Regions from separate parts of the Homo sapiens genome. Here region 1 is linked to region 2. The links are chromatin loops, found by intact Hi-C in ENCODE. Cell type or tissue: dorsolateral prefrontal cortex. All regions are shown on one strand. Links, peaks and the distances in the headings refer to the core of each region. The heading gives the core; the rest is flanking DNA. Region 1 overlaps NOL4L (nucleolar protein 4 like). Region 2 overlaps NOL4L (nucleolar protein 4 like).

Evidence for each region. Peaks named below come from ENCODE experiments on the same cell type or tissue, not always from the same donor. Only the 100,000 strongest peaks of a DNase experiment are listed, where the experiment ranks them.
Region 1: it touches region 2 in a loop (2.0-fold over the local background); 4 of 110 quality-filtered maps call a loop at or near these places.

What each region holds. Positions count from the first base shown.
Region 1 is chr20:32,516,029-32,518,927 of GRCh38, reverse strand. The region is part of intron 3 of NOL4L (nucleolar protein 4 like); the gene reads left to right. All of the region lies in intron 2 of LOC101929698 (a long non-coding RNA gene), which reads right to left. Among named protein-coding and RNA genes, the nearest start is that of NOL4L-AS1, 44 kb to the left of the region's middle. In dorsolateral prefrontal cortex, for the core only: no CTCF peak of the experiment used is centred there; a DNase peak (open chromatin) is centred at 1,467; H3K4me3 peaks cover 330 bases; H3K27ac peaks cover 1,875 bases.
Region 2 is chr20:32,444,401-32,447,299 of GRCh38, reverse strand. NOL4L (nucleolar protein 4 like) reads left to right here. Exons shown (of 11, transcript NM_001256798.2): 11 at 1-2,899. Among named protein-coding and RNA genes, the nearest start is that of ASXL1, 88 kb to the right of the region's middle. RefSeq lists an enhancer at 1,217-1,878. In dorsolateral prefrontal cortex, for the core only: no CTCF peak of the experiment used is centred there; a DNase peak (open chromatin) is centred at 1,199; H3K27ac peaks cover 2,500 bases.

The DNA of each region.
Region 1 (2,899 bases), core at 148-2,647, 72 kb before region 2:
CCTCGATGCATGCCTGAGCCAGTGATCCTGAATGCTGCCACCCACGTGGGCTGCCCCTGGCCAGGCAGCAGCTGCAACCCCTGGGCCAAGACAGCATTTGGTACCTGCAGATGGGCTGGAGGGCTTTCCCTGCCCCACTCTCCACCCTGCCAGGGTTTAGGCCGCAGGGGCCAGGGGTGTGTGTCCTAGTGGTGACTGCCTGGTTCCTGCCCACCCATCCGCCTGTCCCCTCCCGTTCCTTTCCTCATTGTTTCCATAGCAACTGGCGGAGTCAGACACAGAATTGCTTGCCTGGAGGAACAGAGGCGAAGCCAAGAGGGGCTCCATTTGTGGGCTGCTCTGGGGTGTCTGAGGCGCCATCCGCTCCCCTCTCCTGCCACACATCCCACGGCAGTATGGAGGGCATTCCTCAGCTCCCTCCGCACTCCTCACTGATGGCTGCGAGGTCTCCCCATGCTGCAGGCTGCACTCCTCATCTGTGGGCTTCTGTGTGGCCAGGAGGGCAACGCGGAGCACAGCAGTGGCCTGCTTCCTCTCCTCGCTGGCTGCCACCACCACACCCCACCCCCAGGGAGGAGAAAGAGGCCAGGGAGCGAGGGAGCACACAGGCCAGGAGCCATCTAGAATATAAACCAGCGCTGAAGCCCATCTTTCCTGGGGCTTTCTTCAGGCTGGACAGAAGACTAGCACCATGCCCATTCTCACCCATCCTCCCCCATCCTCAGACACAATGCCATCTCTGTCCCAGGTAGCGGAGCTTCTCCTCGCAGGGAGAGGAGAAGACGCTGAGGGAGCAGGAGCCCGGGGAAGTGGCTCATGGAAGGGCATGGACTTGGAGTCAGGCAGGTCTGGTGTGCAGCCCTGTTCCCCACTGTGTGTCCCTCGGCAGGACAGGGAACCTCTCTGAGCAGTTCCTGATCATGACAGTTACAAAGATCCTATGAGGTGTTAGTCCTGGCTTACAGGTAAGGAAACTGAGGCACAGAGAGGTGTTGAGGTGAAATCATACATCCAAGCTCTCCCAGGAGATAGAAGTGCAGGCAGGAAACCATATTTTCTCATCAGCAAAGTGGAAGGAATGCCATCCTTTCAGGGTGGTGAGGGTGAGCCTATTGTGGAGGGCACCTGGGACGCAGCGGGTGCCTGGGGAGCATCACCCTGCCTCCTGCCTCCAGCCCGTGTCGTGGCCTACGGTGCCCAGACACAAGGCTGCCAACGTCCAGGTGGCCCAACAGAGACACAAGGTCTGCCTCTACCCAGGTAGGGTCAGATGTGGCCCCCAGCCCTGCCAGGCAAGCATGCTGGGTCCACACCCTGGACAGGGTTAGAAGGGAAAGGCCTGGTTTCTGGAAGCTGCCAGTGGAGAGTTTTGAGTCTGAAAGGCTCCACTGTCTGCTAAGTGGCCAGAGGCATTCGCCTCCTGGACCGTCCCCAGGTTCCCCTCCTCCTGCCCCCGCTGAAAGCCTGCAGATCCTATCTCTGCCCGCCATGCTGGCCACTGGATGCAGCTATAGCCTGCTGTCTCCCAGGCACCCCTGCATTGCCAGCCCTCCCTTCTCCCTCTCCAGCTGCTGGGAAAGCAGAGCCTGCACCAGCCCCAGAGGCAGACCCAGTGTTCCTGCCCCAGGAAGGTGGGAGGGAGCGGGGACAGGGGACAGGATGGAGGCTCCTTGAGGGCTGCTGGGAGAATGCCTGGCTTCCTGGCCTTATGTTAAAAAGAAAGAAAGGAAGTAGAGTGGCCTCCTTTGCTCAGCGGTCTCTCCCCAGCAGAGTGGGGGGGACCTGGACAGCCCCGTGCCCTCCCCCAGTGCCAGGAGCATAAACAAAGGAGGTGGCAGAGGATCAGGAAGTCTGAGGACGGGAAATTCCAGGACCTCCTGACTCCACACTCCTCTTCCACCAGTCCCTGAGGAATTGAGGACACAGCATGCAAAGTGGGTGTGACTTTAGACCAGCCCAGCTCTTGGGGAAAGGGACCTTTGGAGGCATGTCTCTGTTTTCTTTGATGTGACAAAATATTGTTGCATGGTTGCAAACTGGGAGTAGCCAATGGGCAGCAATGCTGACTCTTCCTCAGTAGGCAGGTTGTCCACTTGGGTCTCCACCCCTTCACAACCAGGCCCAGACTCCTCTGCGTGGTTTCCAAGGCCCTCCATGCCTGGCCCCTCCACATCCCTCCTTGCCAGCCTGGCCTCTCCCGGCTCTCACACTTGCTTGCTGTGGGACTGTGGGAAGGTTGCATAGCTTCTCTGTGTGCTGTTGCCTCATCTGTAAAGTCAGGGTATTACTATGAGCACCCACCTCACAAGGTTCCTGGGAGCCTCTAACCAGAGTGTGTGTGTGGAGCCCTAAGCAGGTGCTAAGGAGCTGTCAGCTGAGCAATAGTTCGTGAGTCCCATTCCGATTCTCTCTACGAAGCTTCCTTGAGCGACTCCGGGGCCCTCTCAGCTCTTCCTCCAGTGACCCTAATGGCCTCACGTCTGTCGCACCCTGCTCATCCTTCACCCTTGTTTCCTGAGCCTGGGGACTGCACCGCACACAGTTTCCTCACGTTCCCCACCCGGATAGCATGCACATCAGCACTCCTCGAAGACTTGCCAATTCAATGATTTACTTCCCCAGGAAGGAGATTTTTTTTTTTTTGCCACCTTTTGAGCTGGTCTCAGGCCTGGGATCTCTGTTTCCAAATTTGAACCCCCTGAGGCTGGCTGGTCTCACGGCCTCTCTGTGCCAGGCCCCCATCGTGCACACATCCTTCGACGCCCACCCCTGCCTGGAAGATCTTTCATACCTGTCTCTGGACTGAGAGTTCTTCGTGCTGTAGGTGAAAGCTTGTGAGCATCACCACCTGGTGTTCCCACGAGGAAATGAGGGTCACTCCCATGGTTGAGGTTTGCAT
Region 2 (2,899 bases), core at 212-2,711:
TTTAGAATCACCTTCGTGGACCCTGATGTTAGAATCCCACCCCCAGATAATTACCTTTCAAGTCTTAGGTGAGCAGAATTGCATATTTATTGAGAAAAGCAAAGTGGACCCTTTCTTCCTCTCCCCTTAGTAATTTATTTTTCTGAAAATGGATTCTTTTGTGTTTGTACAGATTGCTAGTCTGTGTCTGTCTGATCAGAAGGATGTATCCCCATACCTAACATTCCATATCACTACACTGATGTGGGCTGGGGCCAGTAGGGGCAGGACAGGTGCCAGGCTGGCTGTTCCTCTGCATGCCTGGTGCACCCTGTGGCCGCTAGCCCTTGGCCAGGCCATCCTGTTGCAGATCCCAGTGCTGCCACAGGGACACCACCAGGCACCTCCCTAGGCAACGCCAAGCAGGAGGACCTCACCCACACCCATGGCAAAGCAAAACAAAAGAGGCACCCCGACCCCATTCTACAGAAGCCCCAGTCCATGGTCACCTGTATTCTACCTCACACTCCAGCGTGGGCTTTTTCCAGGATGTGCCCTGAGCCTGTTCTGAACAGCTGTAACCCCAACTCCCCCACACAATGTGTCTGCCTGGGAGGTAAGTAAGTCCAGACTGGGTGTCCAGGAGCTGGAACCCAGAGAGCGTCCTGTCCCTAACCAGCCACTGCAGCCCTCCAGCTCTGGCCCTCAGCTGCTTGACAGGACGGACTGCTGGGAGATGGCAGCCGGTTGGCAGGGCCCTTGCCCTCACACCCCGCTGCCCAGGAGCCAGGTCTGAACTTCTGTGCACAGGCCTGGCCCCTCAGACTCACTCCTGCCAAGAGGGGCCACTTCTTCAGGGTGAGCCCCGGCTATCAGGCAGCCGTGAGCTCCAGGGCGGGCTGCAGCTCCCATCCCCTTGCGCCATGTTTGGAGTAAAGGGATCAGTGGAAGTGGAGGAGCCACTTGGGTTCTCCTAAGACCAGCCCTTCCGGAGGGGCCGGTCCTGGAAGAAACCCATAATCCCTGGAGTGTGAAAAAGGGCAAAAAGAAAAAGCTGGCCTGGTTTCCTTCCTCCCTGATTGATTGATTGATAGGCACTTCCTCTTGCTCAGTGCAATACCTACCAGTGCTGCTAAACCAGGGACTCGCCCAGACCTCAGCAGGCCCCCAGGGCCTCTCCGTGCAACACTCCGTAGCCATGACAGCAGCTCTCTGCTGCCCGCCCCTGCCCAGAGCTGGCAGAAGCCCTCTGTTGCCTTTCCTCCCTCAGAGCAGAGAGGCCCCAGGGGAGCCAGGGCCGAGTGGATCCTAGGATGGCCACGGAGAGCCACTCGCTCCCAGAACAGGCACCCCTTCCCAAACCAGCTTTTCTGCAGCCAATTGCCTGTTGCAGCTGTGGCCACTGCCTCCCGGCACTGTGGCAGACTCCCCCCAAGGAGGGATGGGGGGGGCACCAGTGAGGATGCCCCATCCTGCCTCAGGTCCAGAACTCTGAAAGGTAGGGTGCCCACCCCGTGCTTACTTCCGGCCCCTAGAGGTTGGGGGTGGTCGTTATCTCTCAAGTGGCCTCCAATACCCCATCCAGCCACACCACCTCTGCCTTCCATCTGACCAATCCCCAGGCCTCTGGTCAGGGCCAGGACACCTGAGACTCACCCTTAGCACAGCACAACCTCCAGTGCCCAAGGCCTCTCCCACACCCCAGCCATCCACACATCTGGCCCCACCTGCTCAGTACTACTCAACATTTGAATTCGTGTAAATATTTATTTTTGTGTGTGAACAATACTACAAAGTAATCAGTAAGATCTTTTGCAAAAATGTTACCCCAGGCAATTATTTGTGAAAATCTTAATGTTAAAACCTGGCAGAGACAATCGCCACCCTAGAATTCCTGGTATCAGTTACTTAACGTGTCACTTCTCCTCCCAGAGGCAGTACCCAAGCTAGACATGAACCGTTTGCATTTCTTGGCAGACAGGAGTGAGAAAGACTGGGGAAGGGGCTCCCTCCCCCTACCCACACAAGGATTAGATCTAAAGATCAGCATAAGCTACAGTTTGAAGTCATGTTTTTCTGAGTTCAAGCTGTTGGAACTGACCACCCTCCAGCCTGCCTTAGTACTGCGGCAAGAGCGTAGGTTCAATGTGTTTTCAAGAGAAAGGAAAGAATATGTTGTTAAAGTCCATTGGGCCTCCCAGGCCCCTCCAGGACAATGGATTTCATCATGTCGACCCCACCTCTTGGGTGGGCTCCTCCTTTCCAGTGAAACTACACCTGAAGCCCTAGAGATGGCAGAATCAGGAGCAAGTTTCTGCATGGAAACAGGATTCCATTTAGCTGGCTCAGTCAGGGAACTTGTTTTGCTTTTGTTTTAAAAGATGCAGCTTCAACCCCTTCCCCCTACTCCCGACTTGGAGGGCACCAAAGAGCTGGTTCTGATGAACTAAGCTCACTGCTGTCTCACCCTCACCAGAGGGACTGCCTTCTCCCAAAAGGAGCTCCCAAAGCCCTTGTCCCACAGCCATTTAAAAATCTTCTGAAGGGCCTCAGGGCACAAAGTGATCATTTGGGATCCTAAGTTAAAAAGGAAATGCAAGAGTAGGATACTCCAATTCCAGAGTCTTTGCAGGAGGCTAATCCCACAAGAAGGGTAGCATCAGAGAAGTGGGCATTGGTCTTAGTGGTGGATCATCAGGTAGACAAGTGATAGTGTGTGTAACCCATCTGAAATTCATTTTACCGTCACCACTCTTACAAAGGACAGTTTATTCCCAAGGACAGTGCTGACGGGGAGGGGGACAGGCAGGGAGTTAGGAGGGTTTTCGAGGATTTCAAACAGGTGGAACCCATCCATCCCTATTCCCAAGGGCCACTTACAACTCTAAGGGTGGTTACAGGATTAACTACCAGTTCATTT